Linked DNA regions of Homo sapiens: region 2 is linked to region 1. A link is an interaction called in ENCODE POLR2A ChIA-PET data of the cell type or tissue named here. Cell type or tissue: Panc1. All regions are shown on one strand. Links, peaks and the distances in the headings refer to the core of each region. The heading gives the core; the rest is flanking DNA. Region 1 has its middle 9.6 kb from the start of TNS3. Region 2 overlaps TNS3 (tensin 3).

Evidence for each region. Peaks named below come from ENCODE experiments on the same cell type or tissue, not always from the same donor. Only the 100,000 strongest peaks of a DNase experiment are listed, where the experiment ranks them.
Region 2: POLR2A ChIA-PET joins it to region 1 with 11 read pairs; 3 of 35 experiments call an interaction of 5 or more read pairs at or near these places.

The regions. Positions count from the first base shown.
Region 1 is chr7:47,584,111-47,599,285 of GRCh38, forward strand. No RefSeq gene overlaps it. Among named protein-coding and RNA genes, the nearest start is that of TNS3, 9.6 kb to the left of the region's middle. In Panc1, for the core only: no CTCF peak of the experiment used is centred there; no DNase peak of the experiment used is centred there; H3K27ac peaks cover 8,000 bases.
Region 2 is chr7:47,399,800-47,414,974 of GRCh38, forward strand. TNS3 (tensin 3) reads right to left here. Exons shown (of 31, transcript NM_022748.12): 12 at 14,138-14,198; 13 at 11,928-12,003; 14 at 986-1,115; 15 at 594-659. Among named protein-coding and RNA genes, the nearest start is that of SNORD151, 57 kb to the right of the region's middle. RefSeq lists enhancers at 675-1,584, 3,331-3,839. In Panc1, for the core only: no CTCF peak of the experiment used is centred there; no DNase peak of the experiment used is centred there; H3K27ac peaks cover 2,041 bases.

The DNA of each region.
Region 1 (15,175 bases), core at 3,469-11,468:
CCACCGGCCACACTGCCCTTGTTGGGGTAGCAATGGAATGGGATGCCCCAACCACACCTTTGTTTCTAGAAAAACTGTGACTTGGGTGCTCATTCGTGCAGTGTCTGTGGTTATATTCCCTGGCAGTGTCCCAAGAAAGGAGAAGAAAAACCGGGCTCCAGTATCCCCACGCACTCTGTGTTGGCTGGGATGGCTGTTCCCCGGGTTCCCCACACCTCGTCTAGAGGCACATGAAGGGAAGCCTCTCTGGATCCCCAATCGGGACCTGGGCCCCTTCCAGAGCTTCGCTTCCCCAGCCCAGGGCCTCCCCACTTCGCAGGCTGCAACTTCAAGTTTCCAAGAAATTAAACAAAAACAGGGCATGAACCAGTATCTGAAAAAGGGAATGTGCATTTTTTCCATCCTTAGCCATCCAAAAAAAACTCAACTTTGAAAACAAAAGTCTCCAACATTTAGCTGAAAAAAAAAAAAAGCAGCAATATGCCAAGAGTGGCCTCTCCCTCCTAGTATGCCAAGCAGAGGGCAGGGGAGTCTGGGCAAGAAACTCCCGCCAATCTCCTTCCTCCCTGAGCCCTTCTTTGCAGACTCATTCTTGCTCCTCCCCTGTAGGAGTTTTAGAAGATGTGTTGGAAGCTTGTCATTGCAATGAAGATTGTCTTTGCCACCGCAAAAATCTGAATTTGTATCCCTAGATCAAGGGAGGTATATGAGCAAGGACTTGGATATTTTTCCTTATTTCTTACTTTCTGTCACTGAAAATATTTCCCAAAGACCAACTGAAAGAGACAGCAGGAAACATTACACAGGATGGAGTTACAAAGCTCTACAGCGCATTCAGAGAACTGTGGAGTTGGAACATGAGCAAATGCCTGTGTTTTGCCTTAAGATACTGAGTCTCGGCCGGGCGCAGTGGCTCACACCTATAATCCCAGCACTTTGGGAGGCCGAGGAGGGCAGATCACAAGGTCAAGAGATCGAGACCATCCTGGCCAATATGGTGAAACCCCGTCTCTACTAAAAATACAAAAATTAGCTGGGAGTGGTGGCACGCACCTGTAGTTTCAGCTACTCAGGAGGCTGAGACAGGAGAATCGCTTGAACCCAGGAGGCGGAGGTTGCAGTGAGCTGAGATCGCACCACTGCACTGCAGTCTGGGTGACAGAGCAAGACTCTGTCTCAAAAAAAAAAAAAAAAAGATACTAAGTCCCTTGAGACTCTTACTAGAACACCTGGCCCTTTCCTCTCTTCCTTTTTCTCTTCCCAAACACACGAATCCTCACCTACAGCTCAACAAAGTGGGCTTTACAGTTGCCAGGCCTGGCTAGAGGCACCTGAGCTTTTCCGTGTCTCAGAACCTTTTCGGAATTTACATAACCTTGGTGTTTGTGATGGCTCATGTCAGATGTCAACTTGATTGGGCTAAGGGTTGCCCAGATAGCTGGTAAAATGTGATTTCTGGGTGTGTGGGTAGCGTGTTTCTGGAAGAGCTTAGCGTTTGAATGGGTAGACTGAGTAAAGCAAATCCATCCTCACCAGTGTGGGTGGGCACCATCCAGTCCTTCAAGGGCCCAAGTAGAACAAAAAGGCAGAAAAAGGGTGAGTTCTTCCTCTTCCTTCTTGAGCTGGAACATTCATTTTCTCTTGCCCTCAAATATCAGTGCTCCTGGTTTTCAGGCCTTTGGACTCAGACTGGCAATTACACCACCAACTTTCCTGGGTCTTCAGTTTGCAGACATAGTTGTGTGAGCCATAATTGTGTGAGCCAATTCCTATAATAAATTTCTTCTAGGCCAGGTGCAGTGGCTCACGCCTGTAATCCCAGCAATTTGGGAGGCCGAGGCGGGCAGATCACGAGGTCAGGAGATCGAGACCATCCTGGCTAACACGGTAAAACCCTGTCTCTACTAAAAAATACAAAACAAAAAAAAAATTAGCCAGGCGTGGTGGCAGGAGCCTGTAGTCCCAGCTACTCGGGAGGCTGAGGCAAGAGAATGGCGTGAACCCGGGAGGTGGAGCTTGCAGTGAGCCGAGAATGCGCCACTGCACTCCAGCCTGGGCGACAGAGTGAGACTCTGTCTCAAAAATAAATGAATTAATTAATTAATTAAATTTCTTCTATAGATCTGCATATGCCCTATTGGATCTGTTTCTCTGGAGAACCCTAATACAGCACCTTGTTTCCAAAAACTGCACCTGCACACCAACTTCTACAAACATGGACCCTGGGAGCCCACTTTGTGGATGCCCACTGCATGGATGCAGATTCAGTTTCTTTTTCTTCTTCTTCTTCTTCTTCTTCTTCTTTTTTTTTTTTTGTAGACAGAGTTTTGCTCTTGTTGCCCAGGCTGGAGTGCAATGGCGCAATCTTGGCTCACCACAATCTCCGCCTCCCAGGTTCAAGCAATTCTCCTGCCTCATCCTCCTGAGTAGCTAGGATTACAGGCATGTGCCACCACGCCCGGCTAATTTTTGTATTTTCAGTAGAGACGGGGTTTCTCCATGTTGGTCAGACTGGTCTTGAATTCCCAACTTTAGGTGATCTGCCCACCTCGGCCTCCCAAAGTGCTGGGATTACAGGCATGAGCCACCGCGCCCGGCCCATGCTCTTCTTCTTAACATACCTACAGGGACTTCGTGCCCTGTGCCAGCCCCATGGCCCTCTGCTTCTAGGATCACTGCAGTAAAAAAACAGAGCCTGAATGAAGTCAACATTGGTTACTCTGGTTGGATCTGAGATTCCAGATTTTTCCGACTGCAAGAACCTTCAGTCAATGGCCCCTTCACTACCCCTAACACATGCTTGACTGACTCCAATGATGGGGATCACTCAGCTTGGTAGAAATCAGCCCATTCTTTGCCCAGTAGGAAGGCCTTTCTTGGAAAGCAGTGATACTCTGATGACATCATGACAGATGTCTCCCAATAGCTATAAGGGAACAGGAGAGGGAGCCTGGGGAGGGCTCTCTGCAGGGGCTGCCTGAGAATCAGGAGTCTGCCAGGCAGACCTTCCTGGAGCCATGTGGGTGGAGGAGGGGCAGGCTGCAGGTGCAAAGCGGGAAGCCCTGTAAGAGCTTGGTGTCGGTGCGAGGGGGCAGTGCTTGAGCCTGTGCCAGGCAATGCAAGGAGATGGCCAGAGGGGACAAAGACAGGTGGTGAGAGAGAGCCCACAGGAGGCTGCCAAGAGCTTAGGCTGGAGAAACATGCAGGAGGGGGCCAGATGGTGGAATGGCTAAACTTGGATCCTTTAAATTCAGGTAGATTTTAGTAAGAATCCTGGAGCTGCATCACAAACACCTCTGCAAGCCTCAGTTTTCTAACCTGTAAAATGAGGGTATTAAAACTAAAGCCACATGGACTTTATGAGAACTGGGCGAGATTGCCCTCCTGAAGCTCTTAGCACAGTGCCTGAGGCATAAGGAGAACTTGGCAAACCACGGCTGTTTGGGAGGTGCCGTCAGCCTGGGCGGGCCTTGGAGATTGGCTGGAGAGGGGAGTGAGTGCAACCAGCCTTGAGAGGCGCCCTGGCCTGAGAGTGACCGCTGGTCCCACAGGGTCTGGTGCCTTAGGGGTACTCACAGAAATATAGACCAAAGCAGCTAGATCATTGGCTTAGGGCTCTGTGGTTTTGCTTTGTGGGCCGGGCGCAGTGGCTCATGCCTGTAGTCCCAGCACTTTGGGAGGCTGAGGCAGGAGGATCACTTGAGGTCAGGAGTTCGAGACCAGTCTGGCCAACATGGTGAAACCCTGTCTCTACTACAAACACAAAAATTAACTGGGCCTGGTGGTGAACACCTGTAATCCCAGCTACTCAGGAGACTGAGGCATGAGAATTGCTTGAACCCAGGGGCAGAAGTTGTATTGAGCTGAGATCTCACCACTGCACTCCAGCCTGAACAGAGTGAGATTCCGCCTCAAATAAAATAATAATAATTAATAAATAAAAACAATTATGAATTGGAGAAGGGAATGTCTATTCAAATGTTTTATGTCCACTTGGCAGCAGTCCACTGGAAACGTAAAGCCCTTTGCAGCTACCTGACTGACGGCTAGGAGCCCCACATAAGGGAAAAGCCAGTTCTGCTGGCTCCCTCTGTCGCTTTGCCTGGAAGGGCCTCTTTCCGCTTATTCTAGAAAACTTCCAACTTGGCCAGGCGTGGTGGCTCATGACTGTAATCCCAGCACTTTGGGAGGCCAAGGCAGGTGGATCGCCTGAGGTCAGGAATTCAAGACCAGCCTGGCCTACACGGTGAGACCCCGTCTCTACTAAAAATACAAAAAAATTATCTGGGCATGGTGGCAGGTGCCTGTAATCCCAGCTACTCGGGAGGCTGAGACAGGAAAATTGCTTAAACCCAGGAGGTGGAGGTTGCAGTGAGCTGAGATCGTGCCATTGCACTCCAGCCTGGGCAACAAGAGTGAAACTCCGTCTCAAAAAAGAAAAGAAAACCTCCAGCTCATCCACCAGGTTTCTGCTAGGAGCCTGCCTGGCTGCCCCCCATCACCTCAATGGAGTGTAATCTTCTGGTCTAGACTGGCTCTGACTCAGAGCCGCACAAATTTTGGGAATGGTTTTCATCTCCACAACACCCCTTCCTACCTTTCATGCTGTATGTCCTTTGCACAACATACCAGTTTCTAAAAATTAAGACTACAGTTGTCTAGTTTTCTGAAAAATGATGTCATTTTCTACAAGGAAATGAACCTAGGAGGGGAAAGTCCAGTGACTGCCCACCCGCCCCCATGCACAAGTCTCCACAGTGCCTGGCCCCATATGCTCAGGTCCTCTTCTGATGCCACTGCAGGCACCACAGTCATTAACTAAACTTCCCTCAGTGCTGCCGTTGTGTCAGTTTTCCTCATACGCACCAGGAACTAAAAAACACTCCTTGAATCAAAGTAAACATTATCACTTAGATACACCCAGATTTTATTCCCCAAGTGCCATCAAAAGAAACTAGCGGCTGGGTGCGGTGGCTCACGCCTGTAATCCCAGCACTTGGGAGGCTGAAGCAGGTGGGTCTCCTGAGGTCAGGAGTTCGAGACCAGCCTGGCCACTATGGTGAAACCCCGTCTCTACTAAAAATACACAAATTAGCTGGGAGTGGTGGCAGACACCTGCAGTTACAGCTAATCAGGTGACAGGAGAATCGCTTGAACCCGGGAGGCGGAGGTTGCAGTGAGCCGAGATTGTGCCACTGCACTCCAGCCTAGGCGACAGAGTGAGACTCCGTCTCAAAAAAAAAAAAAAGGAAAAAAAAAGAAACTACCAAGACCCAGGCCGGGCACAGTGGCTCACACCTGTAATCCCAGCACTTTGGGAGGCTGAGGCAGGTGGATCACCTGAGGTCAGGAGTTTGAGACCAGCCTGACCAATATGGTGAAACCCTGTCTCTACTAAAAATACAAAAGTTAGCCGGGCGTGGTGGCTCATGCCTGTAATCCCAGCTACTTGGGAGGCTGAGGCAGAAGAATTGCTTCAACCTGGGAGACGGAGGTTGCAGTGACCGGAGATCACGACACTGCACTCCAGCCTGGGTGACAGAGTGAGACTCCATCTCAAAAAAAAAAAAAAATAGCAAGAGTCTGCTTCTGGTTTCCTGGGTAGGATTCCAGAATGTTCTCTGCTGTGTCTAGACTTGGAGAAGAAAGCTCTGTGGCGATGTTCTTAGGTCAGCATCCTGCTCACTCCCATACTTGGGCCTGGGACGTTGCTGGCACAGCCTGTGGGGGAGCAATGAGCAGCTAAGAATCTGACAGCAGGAAGACAGCCAGAGTGGAAGTGGCATGAGACACCTGTGTGAGCAGGCACTCCCTCTCCCTCCCTCCCTCCTTCCTCCCCTCTCTCTCTCCTCTTCTCTCCCCTTCTTTCTCTCCCTGACCCTGCCTTTTCTTCCTTTCTGCCTCTCCTTCTCTTTTTCTCCTTTTCTTTCCTCTTCTCTCTTATGGTCTCTCTCTTTCTTTCTCTCTCTCTCACTTCTTTCTTTCTTCCATCTTCCCTTCTTCTCCCCCCTTCCCTCTGTCATCTCTCTCTCTCTCACTCTCTCTCTCTTCCTCTCTCTTTAGATTACAGTGGCATAATTTTCTCTCTCCCCTTTATCTTTCTTCCTGTCTCTCCTTTCTCCTTCTCTCCCCCTGCCCCTCACTGTCTCTCCCCCTTTCTCAATCCTTCTCTCCCTATCCCTTTCTCACCTTCCCTCTTCTTCTTTCTCTCTCTTAGGACACATATCCAAAGAACAACAGGACTCAGATGAAAACTGGATGACAATTAGAAGAACTATTTCTCAGGGCTGGGCGCAGTGGCTCACACCTGTAATCCTAGCACTTCAGGAGGCCGAAGCCGGTGGATCATGAGGTCAGGAGGTCAAGACCAGCCTGACCAACATGGTGAAACCCTGTCTCTACTAAAAACACAAAAATTAGCCGGGCATGGTGGTGCATGCCTGTAACCCCAGCTACTCAGGAGGCTGAGGCATGAGAATCGCTTGAACCTGGGAGGCAGAGGTTGCAGTGAGCTGAAATCACGCCATTTCACTGAAGCCTGGGCAACAAGAGCAAAACTCTGTCTCAAAAAAAAAAAAAAAAGAAAGAAAAAGAGAAAAGAAAATAATGCCGGCCAGAGGCGGTGGCTCACGCCTGTAATCGCAGCACTTTGGGAGGCCGAGCCAGGCGGATCACCTGAGGTCAGGAGTTTGAGACCAGCCTGACCAACATGGAGAAAGCTCGTCTCTACTAAAAATACAAAATTAGCCTGGTGTGGTGACGCGTGCCTGTAATCCCAGCTACTCGGAAGCCAGAGGCAGGAGAATCGCTTGAACCCGGGAGGTGGAGGTTGCGGTGAGCTAAAATTGTCCCATTGCAATGCAGCCTGGGCAACAAGAGCAAAACTCCGTCTCAAAACAAAACAAAACAAAACAAAAAACAAGAAAGTAATCCCCATCTCCCTCACTGTAAAGGGTTTCAATGAACAAGAAGATAATTTGGACAAAGCAATCTATGAAACAAAGAGAAACAAGCTATGATGACGTTGATATGTGACTTGGGTATTGCACATGAACAATAATTAGTATGTGAGTAGGCAAAATAGCTAGGCATGGTGGTGCTCACCTGTGGTCCCAGCTACTCAGGAGGCTGAGGTGGGAGGACAGCTTCAGACCAGGCGTTCGAGACTGCAGCGAGCCATGACCATGCCATTACACTCCAGCCTGGGCAGCACAGTGAGACCCTATCTCTAAAGTAAATAAATAAAAATAACATAAAATGCCAGAACGCGTGTTTACTGTGTGGCTTTGGCAAGTTCATTAATTTCTCTGTGCCTCAGAGAAACTGTGCCTCAGTTTCTTCTTCTGTGAAAAATGGAGATGATACCAGAACCAATCCTAGCAGGCTGCTGTGAACACTAAGTACATGTTCTATGATCCATTTAGAACTGTGTCGAGCAGTTCGTGCAAATGTAGCCACTATGACTATCTCACCCTCAGTGCTACCCCAGGGGCAGCTTATCCCCTAAACATAATGACCACTGAATTAGGGGCTGTCAAGAGAAGACAGCAGCAAAGCAAGCTACCGAAGTTGGCTTCATCTCCTCCCTAGCTCCGCCCGAAGCCAAAAAATCTGCCCGAGGTGTTTATTCCAAACCTGACTGATCATGAAAATCACATTGGAGGAGGGGGCGGTTAAACATTCAGATTCCTGAGCCCAGATCCTCTAAATTCCAGGGCTGGGTCCAGGAATGTGCTAAAAAACAAACAAAAAAAAAGCCTCCAGGTTTTGTACTTACTGCATGAGAAAGGAAAATGTACATATTTAAGGGGAGTGCCTTGCTATCTTGGAGCATTATTAACCTGAGCCTCTTTTGTAGTTAAAGACTGTTTTTCATTGGGAAACAAAAATCTGCAGATTTTTAAACTAGTTCAAGAATTTAGCTGGGCATATTCCCAAGGGTTTGAAGGAAAGCGTTCTGATCTGCGGAATTCCTCAGCTGCACTGCGTGCTCTGAGATCACAGCTCTGGCTGCCCTAACCAGCCTGGGCCCCTGCTCCGCAAGACTCACCCACATGGACTTCAGGAGGGGTTTGGGGGCAAACCTGTGGCAATCAAATATATTCTTAAAATTGGAGAGGCGACCAGAAGCATTGAACTCAAGACAATATGGTTTTCAGAGAAGGTATTTTGAAGGATCTCCACTGAAAATCCACTTTCCATGCAAAGGGCAGAAGAGTTTCTCCAACGGGTGGCCCAGATTATAAAGCGCAAGGAAGGAGCTCTGCCCTTGCCGGACCACACACGTACGTGATCCACTTTACTCCCTTGTACCTGCCTCAGTAGCTCTCAAGGCCTTCTGGCCAGAATGACCAAAGTCACCTTGCTCAGAGGCTGCCAAATAGCACCCGGAGAAAACCCAGGCTCCCCCCAGGGCTGACTCAGATTATTTTGTGAATTTACACCGTTGTTTTTTTTTTTTGTTTTTGTTTTTGTTTTTGTTTTTTGAGACAGAGTCTCACTCTCTGACCCAGGCTGGAGTGCAGTGGAGTGATCTCAGCTCACTGCAACCTCTGCCTCCCAGGTTCAAGCAGTTCTCCTTTCTCGGCTTCCCGAATAACTGAGACTAAGGCGCGCACCACCATGCCTGGCTAATTTTTGTATTTTTAATAGAGACAGGGTTTCGCCATGTTGGACAGGCTGGTCTCAAACTCCTGACCTCAGGTGATCCACCCAGCTCAGCCTCCCAAAGTGCTGGCATTACAGGCATGAGCCACCGTGCCCGGCCGTGAATTTACATCTTTACATGATGATAAAACAGAGCATCATACCACACTCCAACGTGGCTGTTGCCAACTTTTACACTCTGCAGATCCCAGATGAAAGTCCCGGTCGGGCGCGGTGGCTCACGCCTGTAATCCCAGCACTTTGGGAGGCCAAGGCGGGCAGATCATTAGGTCAGGAGATCGAGACCACGGTGAAACCCCGTCTCTACTAAAAAATACAAAAAAATTATCCGGGCGACATAGCAGGCGCCTGTAGTCCCAGCTACTCGGGAGGCTGAGGCAGGAGAATGGCGTGAACCCGGGAGGCGGAGCTTGCAGTGAGCCGAGATCGCACCACTGCACCCCAGCCTGGGCGACAGAGCCAGACTCCGTCTCAAAAAAAAAAAAAAAAAAAAAAGTCCCCTCGCCCTCTCTCTGCCTGCCTCTGAACTCCCTTGAAGTGTGTCATTGATTAGGAAGCTGGAGCTCTGCCCTGGTCTTTTTGATGCCGGGCTAGCCCACAGAGGCTGCTGCATTGCTGCTGTTGGGGTGGTTGTTTTTTTTTCAGCAGCATTACTTTTTATTTCTAAATAAGTAAATAAACATTCAATCATGCCACTATTTTCCTTCCACTCTGGAAATCTTCAGAGTTCCAGCATGATGAGGCACAGCAGTTACTGGTCCCCTATCTCTGTCCCACCTTCCTCTCCCCAGTGAAAAGCCCCAGCCAAGCGAAGCAGTAAATAATTTCTCAGCATCAGGCACCTACCCAACGCCCATTACAACGGACAAAAGATGAAGCCTTACCTTGCCCTCCCTTGGCTCCGGAGAGCAAGCTGGGAGATGGCAAAGGAATTTGAACATAGCAGGTCATGGCCACGCGCCTCTGTGGCACCTGAGCTTTCTGTGAACCATTTGGCTGCTGCTATGGGACTCTTAAAAGTCAAATTTTTTGGCCGGGCGCAGTGGCTCACGCCTGTAATCCCAGCACTTTGGGAGGCCGAGGCGGGTGGATCACGAGGTCAGGAGATCGAGACCATCCTGGCTAACATGGTGAAACCCCGTCTCTACTAAAAATACAAAAAATTAGCCGGGCGTGGTGGTGGGCGCCTGTAGTCCCAGCTACTTGGGAGGCTGAGGCAGGAGAATGGCATGAACCCGGGAGGCAGAGCTTGCAGTGAGCCGAGATTGCGCCACTGCACTCCAGCCTGGGCAACAGAGAGAGGCTCCGTCTCAAAAACAAAACAAAAACAAACAAACAAACAAAAAAAGTCAAATTTTTTGATAGGAGATCAAACCACTTGGGGATGCTGAGACAAGAGGATCGCTTGAGGCCAGGAGTTCAAGACCAGCCTGGGTAACATAGTGAAACCTCATCTTTGCAAAAATGAATAGATAAATAACTAGCAGCATGGTGACACGCACCTGTGGTCCTAGCTACTTGGGAGGCTGAGGCAGGAAGATGGCTTGAGCTCAGGAGTTCAAGGCTGCAGTGAGCCGTGATTGCACCACTGCACTCCTGTGTGACAGAGCAAAACCCTGTGGCTACAAAATAATAAAATGAAATGAAATCCAAGCCATTAGATAGTCTCAGCAATTAATATAAAACCTTCTTCCTAGCCTTGCAGGCTTCAGGATTCATTTTAGGCAGAGAATCCTCATTCTGCAAAGGAAAGCCACAGAAAGTGATAACAACGAATCACAAACTTACAGGTTGCCTGAGTCAAGGCTTTCTTCATCTTATCTACCAGGAACAAAACGAGGGGTACATTAACCACAGCAGCTGCCTGCAGCTCTCTGCCTCCCCAGGCCACCAGAGTGTGTGTCTGACCCAGCACCCTCACCCTTCTTGGTGTAAGAAGAAACACTTTGAATTGAACATACATGTTTATATATGGGAAAGACAGATTCGTCTTTCCAATATTGGGGTTCCTGTATGTTTTAGTTTTGTTAATTTTTTTTTTTTGAGACACAGTTTCACTCTTAGTTGCCCAGGCTGGAGTGCAGGGGCATGATCTCGGCTCACTGCAAATTCCACCTCCTGGGATCAAGCGATTCTCCTGTCTCAGCCTCCCAAGTAGCTGGGATTACAGGCACCCGCCACCTTGCCGGGCTAATTTTTTTATTTTTAGTAGAGACAGGGTTTCACCATGTTGGCCAGGCTGGTCTCAAACTACTGACTTCAGGTGATCCGCCCACCTCGGCCTCCCAAAGTGCTGGGATTACAGGTGTGAGCCACCGTGCCTGGCCAGTTTGGTTGATTAAAAGATTCTTTTTTTTTATTTTGAGACAGACTCTTGCTCTGTCACCCAGGCTAGAGTGCAGTGGCACAGTCTTGGCTCACTGCAATCTCCACCTCCGAGTTCAAGCAATTCTCCTGCCTCAGCCTCCTGAGTAGCTTGGACTACAGGTGCCCACTACCATGCCCAGCTAATTTTTTGTGTTTTTAGGAGGGATGAACTTTTGCCATTTTTGCCCAGGCTGGTCTTGAACCCCTGGGCTCAAGCTATCCACCTGTCTTGGCCTCCCAAAGTGCTGGAATTATAGACATGAGCCACCACGTATGGCCTAAAAGGTTCTACTTATTTAAAAGCCACATCCAGGTGCAGTGGCTCATGCCTGTGATCTCAAGGTGGGAGGAATTGATTGAGGCTAGGAGTTAGAGAATAGCCCTGGCAACATAGCAAGACCCTGTCTCTACAAAAAAATTAAAAAAAAAAAATGAGTTTGGCATGATGGCACACACCTATAGTCCTGGCTACTGGGGTGGCTGAGGCAGGAGGATCATTTGAGCTCAAGAGTTTGAGGTTGCAGTGAGCCTTGATTGTGTCACTGTGATACAGGAGTGCTGGGAAGGGAAGAGTGTGGTCCCTTTAAATGATGTGGAAGCGGGGAAGAGAAGTGCTGGGAGGAATCTGAACACAGCAGGTCATGGCCTCTGCTACACCTCAGCTTTCTGTGGACCATTTGGCTACTGCTATGGGACTCTTAAAAGTCAAAATTTTTTTTAAATAAGAGATCCAGCCACTTGAGGATGCTGAGGCTGAAGGATTGCTTGAGGCCAAGAGTTCAAGACCAGCCTGGGCAACATAGTGAGACCTCATCTTTACAAAATACAAAATTAATTAATTAATTAAAAACTATCAGAGCATGGTGGCAAGCATCTGTGGTATTAGCTGCTTGAGAGGGCGTGGTCCCTGGCTAGGGCTCCACCCCCACAGACCTAGGTGAAGACAGGCACTTCTGTCTTCATGCCCAAATGTTGCATTTTCCAAGACCACCCTGGCCCACTATGCCCCCATCTTGAGTCTATAAAAACCTAAGACCGGCCGGGCACAGTGGCTCATGCCTGTAATCCCAGCACTTTGGGAAGCCGGGGCGGGCAGCTCACAAGGTTAAGAGATTGAGACCATCCTGGCTAATACGGTGAAACCCTGTCTCTACTAAAAATACAAAAAATTAGCTGGGCATGGTGGTGGGCACCTGTAGTCCCAGCTACTTGGGAGGCTGAGGCAGGAGAATGGCATGAACCTGGGAGGCAGAGCTTGCAGTGAGCCAAGATCACACCACTGCACTCCAGCCTGGGTGACAGGGTGAGACTCTGTCTCAAAAAACAAAACAAAACAAAACAAAACAAAATAAAAATAAAACCCAAGACCCTAGCAAGGCAGAGACACACAAGCAGCTGGATGTTGTAAGGAATACATCGGTGGAAGAAGACATAAGTGGCTGGTTGTCAAGAGCATGCCGAAGGAAGAGCACACTGACAGGCACCAGCAGGCCAGCACACCAGTAGGCCAACAACTGGCAGAACGACATGGAGTTTGGCCGAGGCAGCTGGAAGAGAGCCCAGGCTGCCGAGTGGCCCGACTCCAGGGGAAAACAGTCTCCCTCTGGCTCCCTCGTCTGCTGAGAGCTACTTCCAGTCAATAAAACCTTGCACTCATTCTCCAAGCCCACATGTGATCTGATTCTTCCAGTACACCAAGGCAAGAAACCTTGGGGTACAGAAAGCCCTCTGCCCTTGTGACAAGGTAGAGGGTCTAATTGAGCTGACCAACACAAGCCACCTATAGATGGCAGGCTAAAAGAGCACCCTGTAACACACGCCCACTGGGGCTTCAGGGGCCATAAACATTCATTCCTAGACATTGGCATGGGGTCAGAGCCCACAGCCTGCCCGTCTGTATGCTCCCCTAGAGGTTTGAGCAGCTGGGCACTGAAGAAGTGAGTCACACCCCCATCACACTCCCTGCAAGGGGAGCAAGGGAACCTTTCCCATTTCAACTGGGGGCTCGCCCGGGATCCTGGAAGGTGAGTGTAAACAAATGTGAAACTGTCGGGTCTGCGTCTCTTCCAAAAGCTTGCCATCTTTCTCTTTCCTGCAGGTAAGAGGCTGATTCCCTTCAGAAACTCTGCCCTAACTGGCCAGTGAAAACCCCCAGACTTTTTTTTTTTTCTCTCACACAGCTCAAAATGATTCTTATCTCTTCCTTTATAATGTTAAGAGTTTTGCTACATGCTGCAGCAATGTTACTAAGTAAAATGACCATTAGGCTCAGACGCCAAAGGTGCAAATCAGACCAATTGTTCCTGGAGGTGCCATGTATACCTCCACCTCAACAGGCACAGGCACGCAGTGCTAAGGGCACCTCTCCTTATCCTTTTCCCTCCTCGCTCAGGCACCTAGGTGTGCCCACAGAAGGCCATGAGTGGGTGTGGGAGAAAGCTGTGACAGTAGCCATGAACCCACAGTAGCTGCACTCCCACAGGGCCAACAGATGGGCGCTTTCTTTCTTTCCCTGGCCAACGAATTAGAGATGGTCTGAACCAGGGAAAAAATATAAGGATTAGAAAGGCCCAGTTGCACTAAGCAAAGTGTTCTTCCCCAGAATCTTCCCCTTTTCCCCCTTAAATTGTTTTTCTCTTTTTTCTTTTTCTAAGTGAGAGTCCCCCCACAACCCCCACTCTTTCTGATAGGAAAGTTAACAGAGGAACAACCCCTGCTGTCTGAGAACTGCAAATTTGGCAGGGCACATTTGAGACACTCTAAACACATACAAATAGCCTCTAAAATATCTTTTCAGTCCCAAACTGGATTCCAAGCTTCAGGCAGAGGCCCTAGAAAGAAATCCACGTCTGAGGGATCCAAAGCGAGGCAACAGGAACGATGTAAACGGGCAGGACCAATTCCTGCTGACTAAACCCCCACACGTCATGGAAGAAGGCCATGCTTCATGGCATAAACAGGCCCAGGGAACTCAGTTTACCGACAGCAGGGAGAAAGGGAAGCATAGGTGAGGGCGGTTAATTCCTATTCTCCAGGTTTTCCCTGCTTCATGGATACGTACCACATCAGTACCCATGGCTGGCACCTGCCAAGTTTGCCGGGGCTCAGGGATAAAGGGTGGAGAGTGAAGGGAGGATGCTCGCTTTCTCTATTCATCACACCCTGAGTTTTTGCTGAGAGAAGGAAGGGAATGAGGGATGCCTCTATTCCCTGTCTTTCAGAATGGGCAACCCGTTCTCTTCACCACCCCCAGCTTATACTCCTCTGGAGTGTATCCTGAACCACTGGAACTGCTTGGACTCTCAGAGTCTGGAGGAAAAGTGCCTCATATCCCTCTGCACAAAGGTTTGGCCAAATTATGATTCACAGGAAAGACTGGCTTGGCCTCAGGGAGGAACCATTCATTTCAATACAATCTGGCAATTGGAACTTTTCTGTAGATGTGAGGGCAGGTAGTCTGAGGCTCCATATGTGTAGGCTTTCTGTACCTTGCAAGGACCTTTGCCGACAGTGTAGGATTGATCTAGCCTTCCTGTTTGCCATCTCAAGGAAGGCTGCAAGGGGCAAGCCCAGGGAAGTAAAGACACGAGTGCCAGAGGCACCCCCAGCAGAGGAGCCAGCTCCCTCAAACCCTGTTCCTCCAAGTTCACCCCTGCCTCCTTCTACAGCTTCAGCGTCTCACTTGCCCACTCCTAAAAATCCTCCCCCTAAACAAGCCCCAGTCTCACTTTTGCCCCTCCAACAAATGCCCAGTGAATTTGGGCCCAGTAAGGTCCAGGTCCCCTTCTCCCTACGGGACTTAAAGTAAATTAAGGAAGATCTTTGCAAGTTTTCAGATGACCCTGATAGATAAATAGAGGCTTTCCAGAATTTCACCCAAATATTTGAACTCTCCTGGAGAGATGTTATGTTACTTTTGAATCAGACCCTGATGGACACTGAGAAACAGGTCGCTCTTCAAGCAGCAGAGAGATTTGGGGATGAGCTTTGTGTCACATATAGCATCAGGGAAGGGGGTGAACATTATCCAACCTGAAGAGAAGCAGTACCAGTGAATGACCCTACATGGGATCCCAGTGACAAGATGGAAGATGAGAAGAGGAAACACTTTCAGGTGTGCATAATGGAGGGCTTACATAGG
Region 2 (15,175 bases), core at 3,781-11,780, 180 kb before region 1:
TGCAACAGAACAAAAATAAGTAAATGGGACCGAATTAAACTAAAAATCTTCTGTACCACAAAAGAAATAATCATCAGAGTAAACAGAACCCACAGAGTGAGACAGAATATTTGCAAACTATGCATCTGACAAAGAGCTAATATCCAAAATCTTCAAGGAACTCGAACAAATCCTCAAAAAAAAAAAACAAATAATCCCATCAAAAAGTGGGCAAATGATATGAACAGACATTTTTCAAAAGATATACAAATGGCCAACAAACACATGAAAAAATGCTAAACATCACTAACCCCCAGAGAAATGCAAATTAAAACCACAATGCAATACCACCTTACTCCTACAAGAATGGCCAGTCATGCCCAAGGCTCTCCTGGCTGAGTGGTTGTGAGCAAGTCACGCCACTTCTGGGGCTTACTGACACAAGTGGGCCTTCTTGTTCCACTATCCAATATCCTACATTTAAATAAAATTAATCACAGAAATCTCCAAATATGCACAAAGGCAGGAGACTAGTACTACAGCCCCAGCGTAGCCATCATGCACCTTTCACCAGTGTCAGCAAGGACCACCCAGTATTCCACCAAGCTACCCACCTTGAATCTTCTCAGGCGTGGCAGAGAAGACTAATTCAACCTTCCCATAGTCAGGAAAACGGTCATCTGAAAAAAACAATGTATTTTAACACATTTGTGGAGACAATTAACCGGAAAAGTATGGACTGACTTTGTCCTTTATTCCAACCAGTACAGCACCACTCCCAAATCTGCAATAAAGACACCCCATGATACAGAAAGTATAGGCAGTTTCATTGGTTATCCATAATTTTTTTCCCCCAGGGATCAATGATCATTTTCTCCTACTTTGGGAACAATTTTGTCAGTAGGCTGAATTTTGGAAAGAGGGTAAAGGGGATAGTGAAAGAATCAACCAAGGAGGTTCAACCGCAGCTGCCCACAAGCACAGGGCCGCCAGCTCCGCGCCTCACCTTTGCTGGCATTGTCCAGATCCTCCTTCCCAAACACCAGCCCGTAGCCCTGCACAGCCCCAGTGTGAAACTGCAGGCGGAAAATGACGTCACGGGTGGCCGAGCGGTATTTCTTGTGGTAGCATTTCACCTGGGTTAGAGAGACAAAACAAAACAAAGTAGCTGCAGCGGGGGACACACGTTCCCGGCAAGGAACACACTCCGCGGAGGCCGGCACAGCAGGGCCTCCCCTCTGGACTCTGGCTGGGAGTTCACGCTTTGGAGTGGAACTTCAGCCCTGGGGCACAGGCGCCTGCAGACAGCTGGGGTGCAGGCAGAGGCACCACACTGCTGCTGCTGGGTGCGGGGCTCCACTGGAGGCTTCAATGTGTTCCCTGTGCTGCTCCTGTGGAACCGCAGCTCTGAACACCACTATCGCTAGTCCTCAGAGAGGCCACACCTAAACCCTTTCAGACCACGTGAATGTGCCCTGTTTTGGAACACATCCGAAAAATAGAATTCCATGGTCTCTTTTTTCTAGACTTTAACAACTGATTGTGATAGCTTTTCTTTGATCTCAATGCTCCATGTTGCAACTTAAAGCTTTTTGTTTTCCAAAAAGCAGCAGCCGGTCATTACTGTGTGTACTATCCTAAATGATTATGTGCATGCTGTAATTTAGAGACAGAGATACAAAGAAGGAGGAAGGGAGAGAGGGAGACAGAGAGGGTGTTGGCATTTAGACAAGTGTTCAGAATCACCCTGATGTGATCTGAACTCAAGCTGGGGTTCATGAGGTCCCCAGGGTGCAGCTCAAGCACCCTAAATGATTGTGCCAATGAGCCAAAGGGTAGAGCAAGCCCCTCCTTGCAGATGCTTGGCATGTGGGGAACGGTGGGCAGAGCAGGAGCCTGAGTGTCCTGACCTGCCTGTATAACTAGGTCCCCCCTGCTTCTTGTGACCGTGCGCAGCACTGGCATCATTGGAAGGGTTCTCAGGCCACAGCTGGGGGAGCTGCAGGGACAGGGATACCCCTCACTCAGAGATCAGGGGCAGGACCACCAGGTAGTGGCACTTTCCCAAATCCCCAGAAGGCCGAAGGCCCTGGACAGGCTGGATTCTGCTCTCAGACCAAATCGTGCACAGGCAGGTACCTCCCCAACCCCGAGGCTGTGGGGTAGTGACTACCAGAGACAGCCACGTTCCCATAAAAGAGACTTTTCTTGGAGAAAGATGGCTTTAAAATATCACATGCCTCACAACAGTAAATGAGAAGCCACCGCAGCAGGTATGATCCGGACCAGCATGCGGGAGAATTCTGCAGGGAGGGTCTTCCCTAACCAGATGAACATCCACCAGAGGAACAAAAAGCCCAGAAACCCAGCCCAGGAGGCAGGGAGCTGTGACTCCAGGCAGACCCAGAAGATGTTTACCTTTGTGCTATCTACAAGGAAAGGGACGGGTAAATAAACCAAAAAAATATAATTAAGACTGTGGAAGGATGTTCCCTGTTGACAAACATGACTGGGTCTCCCTTGTACGGCCTGGCGCTGGCCAGCGGTGCTGTAAACATGGGGCTCAGACTCAGGCCTGGCCTCCAGGGGCCCAGGAACCAGGGCGTTTGCAAGTAGAAAACTGGCATTGTGAAGAAATGTTGCCTCAATTTGCTTTCCAACAGCCAATGGCACGTTGGCCACAAATCTACCACCTCTGTCCGAGACTGACTTCTCAGCAAGACTCAATCAAAGGCTGCCCTTGCAGGGATCCTTCCAGGATGTTCTGAGAGTATCTGGGCCCCTCCTTTGAGCTCCCCATGCCCCACACTCACTACACTGACCACCCATCAAATGCTTCAACCTGGGGCATATTGTAGAGATCCCCAGAGGGAGGTCCTTCTGGCCAAGGGTAAATCCACACATGCACCCCCATTGATAGAGATGATAGCACCCACCTTTCCCTGTCTGCCTTCAAATGTGCCTGTCTGCCTCCACTAGTGCCTTGCAAATGGGGAGTGAAAAGTGGTTAGGGAAGGGAAAAGGAAAAGAGATGCCCCAATTCAAGCCAGTCTTGCTCTCAAATTTTATAAATATTTAAGGGAACCAGAGATTTAAAAAAATAAAAACAACAACACGATGTCAGCTGATAGCTCACGCAGCCTGTGCTGCCATGGGCGCCAACATTTGCCCACAGGAGTCAGGAAACTCCTCAGGAGGCAGCTGTGGGCTCAGTCCTGGCAGGCAGGGAGTGTCCTGGGTGAAAACAGAGGGAGCTGTGGGCTCCAGTACGGGCCACATAAGGGGCACAGTGGAATATCCCCAACCGCAGCTCACCGTGCCCCTCCCGTCAGTACCGCCCCGCCCAGCGCAGGGCCTCCTTCCAGGCCAGGTCCTGCCCTCCCTCTTCAGGAATCCAGGATGCTCCCCCAGGTCCCCCCACTGCTCCTCATAGCAGCTACACACAAACACACTGCTCCTCCCGCAGCAATCCCAGCTCCCTCCACATACCAGAAGGGAGGAGAAGGCAGGCCACGGTGCCCAGGAGGTACAGAGTGGCAGGAGATGGGAATCGGCCTGTCCCAAACAGGTTCCTCTCCAGGCCCCATATGATTCTCCTGTAAGATTCCTATTTTTCACAGCACAAGCTTTCAAATACTCCTAAGGCTCCACAGTGAAAGAAAGAGCGGTCTATCCCACTGGCAGAGAACAACTGCTGCCTGAAATCACGTGGCCCTCCCTTCAGGGGTTTCTCTGTGTATTTTAATGCTAACTTTGTTTGCTGGCTTGAGATCCTAACGGCCTCATCATACACAATCCCTGTTTCATATTAAACCTCTTTCCTCTTGATTAATGGAGGTAAACACCACCCTCCCCAGTCCTCCTGACCAAATCATGAACTGACTCCAGCTTCTTCTGAAAGACACGGAAAACCACAGGATTTTCCCTAACTCGGGGCTCCCAGCAACCACCATCAACACAGCAGGTCAGATCTTGAGACAAAATCCACTCACCAACCAGGAGCCCTCCATAGTGTGCAATAATTATGCATTATCTACATCAACAAATCTTTTTAGGAGCAATGGCAAGAGATCAGAATTATGCTTGTAATACTTAACAGAAAGAACAATCAACATGGTACTTGGTACGAGGGCCCCCAAATGCCTCCCTTTAAGATATAATAGTAATGCAAACATTTCGTAAAGATTAGACTGATTCAAGTCTATAATTTTCCCTTCATCCCTCCGGCTTTAACTTTATTTACCTGGGTCTCCCCAGAGTGTTTCTAGAATATGTTGATCCTTTGCCTTCAGATTTTAGAATATCTGCATTTAAAATAACAACTCAAAGATGTGCAGTCACAATTTTGTAGCATAGAAAAATGAAATAAGAAATAGCAAGCACCACAACAAAGGCTGCGCACAGCCTGTCACCATGCTATCATAGAGCCAACCACAAAAGTACGTGGGTGTGATGTTGACATCACAAATCGCTGGGAGCACTCAGATCTTGAGAAAGTTGCAGCCTCTTTAGACTTTAAATTCTCTGACTGCAAAATGAGTATTATGATATTGACCTGGCTATGTTGTTATAAAGATTAAATTAGCACTACATATTAATATAATTCATTATCCAATAATGATATGCTATATTTATATGAATATATTATTTAAAGGGCATAAGCTTCTAGAGAGAGGGCACTTGGTACTCAAAAACATATAGGGTGAATGATGATCTCAATGGGAAGGCCTGTAAGCACTCTTGCTTTCTTTTAGTCTGATGAGGCAATTCAGAAACCATCGCCAAAATTTATTTTCTAATAGTGGTATAAAAATATGCCTGTGCCCGGCCGGGCGCGGTGGCTCACGCCTGTAATCCCAGCACTTTGGGAGGCCGAGGCAGGCGGATCACAAGGTCAGGAGATCGACACCATCCTGGCTAACATGGTGAAACCCCGTCTTTACTAAAAAAATACAAAAAGCCGGTCATGGGGGCAGGCGCCTGTAGTCCCAGCTACTCGGGAGGCTGAGGCAGGAGAATGGCATGAACCCAGGAGGTGGAGCTTGCGGTGAGCCAAGATTGCACCACTGTACTCCAGCCTGGGTGACAGAGAGACACTCAGTCTCAAAAAATAAAAATAAAAATAAAAATAAAAATATGCCTGTGCCCTTGACTGGACTGGACAAGTTGCTGGTGACCAGGAACGGAGCCCTGCCTTGACCTCATTTGCTCCTGGAGTACACCAAGTCGAAGGCAGACACATGGAATTCTCAAAGAAGTTATCCCTCAATCCAGTGTTTAAAGACACTGATGACTTGCTTAACTTTAGGCCACATAAGTGTATTTTTATTTCAAACTCTCCATCAACAAGAGAAAAAGCACCATGTACCAAGAGAGTCAAGGCTTAAGGTATCAGCCCCAGGAATGCCAGTCCCCAATTCAGAAGTCAGCCCTCAGGTTCCTATCATCCCCCAATGCCAGCCGTTGCTGGGCAGCTCCTATTCAGCTCTGCTTCCCCTAAATTTACTAAGCAAAAGAGCAGAACCCTCAAAGCATCCCTAACAGAAAAGAGTAACATTCTCACTCAATGCTCCACTGGTGGCCCAGGCAACTGTCTACGCAGGCCTCAAGGAATCTGTGAACTCAGAGAATGAGTTACAACCGCATATTTGGAGGGTAAAAAGTTAGATAGCTAAGCCCCATAGGTCAAAGACTTAAGTCAGGCAGGGCCAACACTAACCATGATTTCTTCACTTGGAGCTGAAAATGACTTCAGATGTTCGCAATATTGTAATTCATGACCTAAAGCAATTGAAAGGTGGGTAAATATTGGCTGCAAACGAAAACACAACCAAGTCCACTATGCTGAGATGACAGCATGGATTAAGACCCAGCCCAGTCTAAAAGGGAGAGGAAAAGGCAATCACAAAATAATGCTGTGATGCGTCCAACAGAGATCTGTAGAAACCTCTCCTGGGGCAGAGTCTCAGGAGAACACTTTCATTTTCCCTGGCCTTATGTAAGTGCCCTCGGTAAGAAACAACCAGCAACAGCACTATTTGTTTGTGAAAACTTCTTGAGCAGGCAACACCTTTGTTTACAAGTCGGGTCACTGGAGCGAGGTTCTAGAGCCAGCAACCATGAACACAAAATTCAAGTGGCCGTGGATTTGTCCAAGCAGGGGCAGCAAGATGAAGCATGTGTTTACAAACTGTGGACCTGAGAGCCGAGACCAGGGAGGGAGCAAGCCGGATCAGGCCCCTGGAGCCCTGCCAGACTCCTGATGAGCCCGCTGCCCGCATGAATTCCTGAACAGGGTTACATAACGCCTCGGCTGCCCTCCCCATGGCACTGTCTGACAATGCCATATTTACTAAACCTCTTGAGGTTCTGCCCTTTTGAAAGGAGCAGACTTAAGAATCTGACCTTTTGGGAAAAGCACACTGCAAAGATGGGATGGGTCAGGTGTGCAGCTGGGAGGGGCCAAGCAGGGATGGGCTGGCTGTGTCGAGGCGAAGGCAGACGGTGGGTCAAGGTCAGCTTTGCTGTTGCCTGCAGCAGCTCCATCTGCTAGTAACTGAGTCCAGGGAGTGGCAAGTGGGGCTCTGTTTTCCCAAGTCACTTTCTGCAGTTAGACTTGACTCTGGCCCTTCCTTCTCTGTGAACTTGACCACTGTGATCTTTGCCAGTAAGTCCCAGTGCAGAGGCCCTCATGAGGAAAGCCAGGCAGATGTCCCTGCAGGCAAGGCAGACACCAGAACCACGGAGGGGAAAACTCAAAGAGGACAAGAGGCCTTTTGAAGGAGGAGGATTAAGGATGGCTACCCCGCCTGGGAAGCCACTTTCCGCCTTCAAAAGTACACAGACAGCCTCAGAAAACACCCAGACTGAGGGCACCAAGCCATCTGCAGTCTTCAGGGTGTAAATCTATGCACATGCTTTCTGCTCGTTAGGATCCTCTCCAAGCCATGACTGTTGCCAAAAGAAATAAAACCACCTGCATATCTGAACTTTACACAGAAAAGGCCCTGTAACTTCTTCCCCCACTACAGCCTTCTCAACTTAAGGATTGCTCAGTGAACCTGCAGCAGGGCACGTCACGCAGGCACAGGGAAAAACTGAAGGAAGGGCAAAGTGAAGGCGGCGTGGGCATCCTGTGCTGAGCATGGCAGAGTGGGTCACTGGAAGGTCGGAAGAGGCTGGAGAGGAGGAATCCGGTGCTGCTCCTGCCCTGCACACCCTCAGAACACCCAGAAGAAGCATGAACGGGAGGAGGGGATGGCTCCCGCTCCTCTCTAGGGATGCTTTGCCAATAATGAGAAACGTGCAACCGCATTTTTTTCTTCCTGTGTTGTTCCCTTAGGTCGTTTTCAGAGGGAGTCAACAGCACTGAGATTTCTGGGCTTTGGCAAAAGATGCACTCCCGACTCTGATGGGAGTGCTGGCAGTGACACCCTGGGTTTCTACTCTCCAGGTCGACCACAGATGTGAGCTCTGCTGTGAAGCCACTCCTTCTCTGACACGCTGGAAATCATCTCTCCCACCTAACCTTTAGCTCTTGCCGCCGCGCACCTTCTGCCATGCTCAGTTCCACCTGCCCTAGCTATCTGCATGCTCATCTCCCTGAAGGACCCAGACTCCCGGGAGCAGGAGCCCTGCACTGCCCACTCACGTGTCCACCGCATCTTCTCATGCAGGCCGCACGCTGAACGTGCTCAGGATAAAGGCTGGTGACAAACCACAGCCACAGGGACTGGGCCGTCAATGGCACCTGACTGCGCTAGTAATCTTACTAAACTTTCTAGGAGAGGTTTATTTAATAAACAGACTTGTTACAGGCTGAATGGTGTCCTTCCAAAATCCATAAGTTGAAGGTCTCAGCACTTCAGCATAGGGCTGTGTTTGGAGATGGGGTCTTCACAAAGGTAAATTAAAATGAGGTCATTAGGCTGGGCCCGAATGAATGATAACTGGTGTCCTTGTAAGAAGAGATGAGGACATAGACACACAGAGGGAAGCCCAGGTGAGGACACAGGGAGAAGACAGCCACCTCCAGGTCAAGGAGAGAGGCCTCAGGAGAAACCACCCTGCCCACACCTGGATCTCAGGCTCCCAGCCTCCAGGACTGTGGGAGAATCACCTCTGTTGTTTAAGCTGAGACCAAAGGGTGAAGCCTGAGTTGAGAGGTCAGGGCCAGGGTGGGTGGACAGTGCTAGATCAGCAGGGCTTGGGGACAGAATGGCGGGATCAGCTGGGGCAGCAAGAGGCGGCTGGCGGGTTCCAGTGGCCTGAGGGACACAGAGTCTGAATGCCAAGCAGGTTAGAGCCAGCAACAGGTAGAAGACCAGGAGGAGATGGCAGGCTGGAGAACGCCAGCCCAGGGTGGCCTGGAGGCCATTGGGAACACTCCCAAGGGCTGCAGGTGGGACACTGAGGAAAGGAGGCCACCGCCTCCTTCACCCACTCACGGCCCCTCTCTGCCCTGCCCCACCCTGTTCCTGGGCCTGCCTCATTTATCAAGTGCCAAACCCACACCTCCACCACACCCCTTCCAAGTCCCACCCACACCGCCCACTCAAAGCCTCATTCCAACTGCTACAACAGAGATGCATGTAATGTCTACTCAGACCACACGCTTGGGCTGCGGTGCCCACTACAGGGTGGGACAGGATAAGACGCAGCACCATGGGGAGAGGGCCTATGGGGTGGGTGGGGTGCTGGGGGCTCTTCCAGAGGGAAGAGGCAGTGGCTGCCCCAAAGACTAAGCCACAGTCTGGTCCGATAGAGGAAAGTGACCTGGTGATGCCGCAGGGTCACATCGATGCAGTTTCATCCTCTGCCAGGCGCTGTCCTGGGAGACTTATGTGACTGAGTACATTTAATCCTTACAAACCTGCACTAGGCAGAGGTCTAACACTTCCCAAAACAAAATATGCAAATATGTAAGCCCTACAAAATCTGGTTTCAACCTTCCAAGACAACGACTTTCCTTGCAAGACAGACATCCTTACAACAGCATCAGCCTTTGTGGGTGCCTCAAGCCTGGGATGCTTCATCTGTTTGTATAATAACACCCCTTCCAACCTGGAGCCAACTCACAGGACACGTCCATCTGAGTCCTCCTGTGACCTCTCCCACCCCGTCTCATCAAGGCCTCTGTAGGCTACACGGTATCAGTAGGTTCCCTCCTGCCAGAAAGCCCATGTCCCCAACGGGATCCTCTAGGGCAAAAACTTCACTCATGGGCCTAGAGCAAGCATAGCAACTCCAAAAGCACAAAACATTAAAAAAAAAGACTACTGGATGAATGACAGTAGGAAGAAGGGGCCACAGAAAATAATGAGGAGGAAGGAGGGAGGGAGCAGAGAGGAGGAAAAGGAAGAAGGGCAAGAGGAGGAGGGAGAAGTTTGTAAAGGCAGGGTGGGAGAGAAGAGAGGGGAGAAGAGAAGGAAGGAGGAGGAGGTAGCTGGGAAGAGAGGAGAGGAGCCAGGCACTTCCCAGGAGACTGCCCCCGCCCGCCTGGTCTCAGGAAGACCCTGCAGCTACCAGCCCATAAACAGCCCAGGGGAGAGGGCCCCGCCTGGTCTCAGGAAGACCCTGCAGCTACCAGCCCATAAACAGCCCAGGGGAGAGGGCCGTCCCATGCTCTTGGTGGGCGGTAGGGGGGAAGACACATCTTAGCCTGAGGGTCACCCTCTATGACTGAGTTGTTCAGCTGCCTCCCATGAGTCATCTTAAAGGGACGGAGCCGTGGGGCAATAACTACTCATCACTGAAGACCTGGTTCAGGGAGCACCCGCCCTTGAGATGCTGCCTCCCAGGGCAGGTAGAACACTACGCAAACAAGATGAGGGCGGGTGCAAATCCTACCAGCATCGCCCCCAGCCTCTCTTGGCCTATTCTTTTTTTTTTACCTCTGAGACGGAGTCTCGCTCTGTCGCCCAGGCTGGAGTGCAGTAGCGCAATTTTGGCTCACTGCAAGCTCCGCCTCCTGGGTTCATGCCATTCTCCTGCCTCAGCCTCCTGAGTAGGTGGGACTACAGGCACGCGCCACCTTGCCCAGCTTATTTTTTGTATTTTTAGTAGAGATGGGGTTTCACCGTGTCAGCCAGGATGGTCTCGATCTCCTGACCTCGTGATCCGCCCACCTCAGCCTCCCAAAGTGCTGGGATTACAGGCGTGAGCCACTGCGCCCAGCCCGGCCTCCTCTTTAAAGCTGGAACACTAGACCCAGTTCCAGAGTGGGTGGAGGAGTAAAGTGCTGAACATAGCCGGTGCTCAATACAGACTCAGGCCCTTCGTCCAACGATCCCAGGAAGTGTCCTGGGAGAAGGAGCCTCCAGGGTGAAGCCTCCTAGGAAACAAGCCCAGGGCTGCCTTCTGGACCACAGGATGTGAGGAACACCAGAGCGGATGTTTCTCTCCCCTCCTGGTCCTCCCTCTCACTTCCAGCCACAGGGATGCTGCACCATCGCTGCAGCACAGCACTGCTGAGGACAGACTTCCAGCCCAGGTCCTCCTCCTTAGGACAGTAGAACAGAGAGCTGAGGAAACGGGCCTATAAAAACGTATGACGCACCCCAAACCTCAGCTTTCTTGCCTATGAAACAGGAGGCAAGATGTTTATAAAGTGCTTACTCAATGCCTTGAAAAGGGCTGGGCCCAGCTGTTGTTCCAGACCTGCCTTCCAGGCCTGAAGAACCCCTCAATTAGGTGGTGAGCATGTGAAACAGGACAGACCTGGAGGCCCCAGAGGGACCCCGCAGGCGTGGATGGGTTTAGACTGTCTCCACCTTCAATCCTCTCCACCTTCGATCCTCGCTGATTTGATTTTTGTAAGAATTCAGGACCAGCAAGGTAGGGAGTTCACCATCCACTAAGCTAAGATTTCAAAATCTAGGGGTTACAGGGAAATTAATGAAAATCCTCAAAAACTTTGTATAGGGTATTTATAATACAATGAAAAGCTATTTCTCGAGTCACCCTACTGCCTTATAGAAGTGGGTCTTCCAAGGCCATGAAATCTTTACATTCTATGATTCTATGCATGCTGAAAGTCATACATATGCCTTAAAAGCTTACCTTATTTCAGATAAAAAATTTTCCTAAAATTATTTTAAATGTATGAATTGTTTGTATTCAAGAAAGATAAAAGGCAAAAATGTAATGGCTAATCTCCTCCAAGAACCAACACACATAAGAATCAAAATTATCTGGAGAAATCATTGTTTTGATCATTAATCAAGCTGTAATTGCACCAGCTGTATTTCACACTTTGGCTATTAATGATACATAAATATTCTATTTCTGCACCCACACTCTGGGAGGCCTGTGATCATGTGAAGAATGCAAATTATAGTCAGAACACAGGGGTTCTCAGAAGTGAGTGGCCGAGTTAGGACATTAATTTCCAGGTTGTATATCTCGAGGGGCTCTAGAATGAAAGAGAATCAAGAATGAAGATTTGTTCCGTCCCTTTAATTAAAATAGTTTTATTCAGAAAGTTAACTAAATGCCTTAAGGCAGTGGTCACCAATCTTTTTGGCACCAGGGACTGGTTTCACAGAAGATGATTTTTCCATGGACTGGTGGAGGATGGTTTCAGGATGAAACTGTTCCACCTCAGATCATCATTCTCCTAAGGAGTGTGCAACCTAGATCGCTCGCATACACAGTTCACAATAGGGTTCGCACTCTTATAAGAATCTCATGGCGCCGCTGATCTGACGGGAGGCTCAGGTGGTCATGCTCGCTCGCTGGCCCGGTTCCTAACAGGCCACAGACCGATAAGGTCCACGGCCCAGGCGTGGGGGACCCCAGTGTTAAGGTAAAAGCTACTTTTCCTTCTTCCTACAGGGTACTTTTTTTGGGGGTGAGGGTTACTGTTTTAACACAGAATCATGATTTCAAGTCATCACCACTGGGAGAGTGGGGACACCAACCCATCTGCGGCCACAGCGGGCACTCACCATGACATCTCCCTTCAGAAGCTGGGCCGGCTCGATGACGATGCAGATCCTGCTGGGGTTTTCTGGGCCAACGTTGCTTTGGGATGAAGAAGAAGGTAGATCATTATGCAACTTCATGATTTTGTGGGAAGAATACATGTAGAGAAAAGCAACCCTACAACCCAAAACTCAGAAATTACACAGAATGCCCAATCAGCCCAGAATCTAATTCCTGAGAATCTAAATGAATCTAAAAAGGTAAAGAAAGCTCCCAGGCCATGGAGGGTCCTCATAGCATCATCATGGTCAGTGACTGACTTGAAGTGACTAAGGTCCAACTCCAGAGGCCCGAGCTTGGAGACGACCATGCAGGCTTAGAGGAAGGGGCCCAGGGTGTGCACAGCCACAGTTTCAGTTACAAACTGAGGGTGCAATTCCAGAGTGACATCAGTGCACAGAGGGCCCAGAGCAAACCCAGAAATGTGACAACAGCTCTTTGTGAGTAATGAGAATATTTGTTTCCTTTACTGACTTTTCATAAAATGCCTGTCCACATACAAAAAGACAAAGAAAACTCAGGAATGTGTACAAATTTGGGGGATGTGTGGCTACGTATTGTTTAAAATGCAAAGGAGGCTAGACATGGCTCACGCCTGTAATCCCAGCACTTTGGGAAGCCAAGGCAGGCAGATCACTTGAGGTCAGGAGTTTGAGACCAGCCTGGCTAACATAGTGAAACCCCGTCTCTACAAAAATATGAAATTTAGCTGGGCATGATGGCAGGTGCCTGTAATCCCAGCTACTCGGGAGGCTGAAGCAGGAGAATCGCTTGAACCTAGGAAGTGGAGGTTGCAGTGAGTGGAGATCGTGCCAGAGCGAGATGCTCTCTCAAAAAAAATAAATAAATAAAAATGGAAAACAAAATGGAAAGGAGCGAGAAAGAAAAACCATAGTAGTGAGATCCTATCGTAGGACTCTCTCCAGTAGGCTCACAGTTAACCTTCCCTATTCTTGGGTTCCACATTCATGGACTCAACTGACTGGGGACAGAAAATATTGTGGGAAATAAATAAAAAACAAAAATGCAACCATAAAAAATAATAGAAGTTAAAAAACAATACATTGTAACAACTATTTTCACAGCCTTTACATTGAATTAGGTATTGTTATGTAATCTAGAGATGATTTAAAGTATACAGGAGAATGCTCATGGGTTATATGAAAATACAATGCCAGTTTTTTTGTTGTTGTTGTTTTCTTTTTTTTTCAGACCGAGTCTCGCTCTGTCGCCAGGCTGGAGTGCCATGGCACAATCTCGGCTCACTGCAACCTCTGCCTCTCAGGTTCAAGCAATTCTCCTGCCTCAGCCTCCCAAGCAGCTGGGACTACAGGCACACGCCACCATGCCCAGCTAATTTTTGTATTTTTAGTAGAGACGGGATTTCACCATATTGGCCAGGATGGTCTCAATCTCTTGACCTTGTGATCAGCCCACCTCCACCTCCCAAAGTGCTGGGATTACAGGTGTGAGCCACCAAGCCTGGCCTTTTTTTTTTTTTTTTTTTTTTTTGACTCTCGCTCTGTCACCTAGCCTGGAGTGCAGTGGTGTGATCTCGGCTCACTGCAACCTCCACCTCCCAGGTTCAAGTGAATTCTCCTGCCTCCACCTCGAGTGGCTGGGTTTACAGATGCACGACCCCAAGACTGGCTAATTTTTGTATTTTTAGTAGAGACGGGGTTTCACCATGATGGCCAGGGGCTCGGTGGCTCACATCTGTAATCCTGGCACTTTGGGAGGCCGAGACGGGTAGATCACTTGAGGTCAGGAGTTCAAGACAATGCCGTTTTATAAAACACACTTGAACATCCTCGGATTTGGTAATCAAAGGGGGTCCTGGAATCAATACCCCTTGAAAACCAAGGGGCCACCATACTCCAAAAAGCAAATGGCCCACTCTCCCCTCAAAATTCCAGCCCCCACGTCCTTTAATGGAGCCAACTAGTGTGACAGCCCAAAGACACTTGTGCAGGGCAGGAGGGAGGGCCAAGGCGTGATGCTGGAGCACGGGCCACGAGAGGATTTTCCCCACTGGACTCTTCTTTGGCTTCTTGGCATTCTCTGACCTGAACCCTCCCACACTCTTCCTGCGGGACAGGCAGCTGAGGGTCAGCTGCAGTTCCCTGAGCCGTCCAGGTCCCACAACAGCAGCAGCAGCAGCAGCAGCACTCACTAGATCCCGGAGGTGTACACAGGCTGCATGGCTTGGTAGAGCTTCAGAAAGGGCCGGCACACTGAAAGAAAGGCACAACTGTCTGTAGAGGCATGACCGGTACAGAACGAACAGGAATTTGGCAATCAGAAAGACAGAAAGCGACGAGGAGACCAGGAGACTGCACCTGCGGCCTTTGAGGTCTGGGAAAGCAGTGCATGGAGCCACAGGGTTGCTGCAGGAAAAGGCCGGACCCGGTCCTAGAAGCCTGCAGAGCAACACAGTTTGACCTTTATCCAAAGGGTGCCAAAGGCTCCTGAAGTGAAGCCAAGCTGCTTCAAAACCAACTAGCAGCTTGGCAAGGTCACTCTGGCCATAATGACCAGGGGGACCTGAAGGCACAGATGTACTTCAGAGACAATAGAAACCTCTGAGCAAGCACCTGCATGCGACTGGCGAGGAAGGGCAAGGGTCCTGAATCCCAGCCATGTGCTGTGTGTGCCTGCATAGGACTGGGAAGGAGAGGACAGGGCCCTGACCCTCAGCCATGTGCCATTTGCTCCTGCATGGGACAAGGGAGGAGGGATAGGGCCCTGCTGACCCTCGGCCATATACTCTGTGCACCTTTGGGGAACTGGGGATGTGGAGACAGGGCCGTGATCCCCAGTCGTGTGCTGTGCTCATCTAAGTGGGACAGGAAGGAGGGCTCAGGGCCCTCACCCTCAGCTACATGCTGTGTGCTTTCCTGTGGGGTCATTTTAAAGGAGGAGGAGGAGATGGGTTCATGAGATGCGTCAGGGGAGACTGGGTCACATTCATGCCTCTTACTGGGCTTCTTCCATGGCTTGTGACCTCAAGGCCAACTGCACAGCTGACCCACTAGGGCTGCAGCCCAGAACAATGCTTGTCTGCCCTAGTCACTGTGCATATACACAGGGGTATTTCTGATCCCCCTTGCTGGCCGCCAGTCCCTCCCCTGATTAAATAACTTGGCCCAACCACATAAACATGGGGCTCTGACCACTGAAGGGGGACCCAGTCAATCGCCAGGGAGGCAGA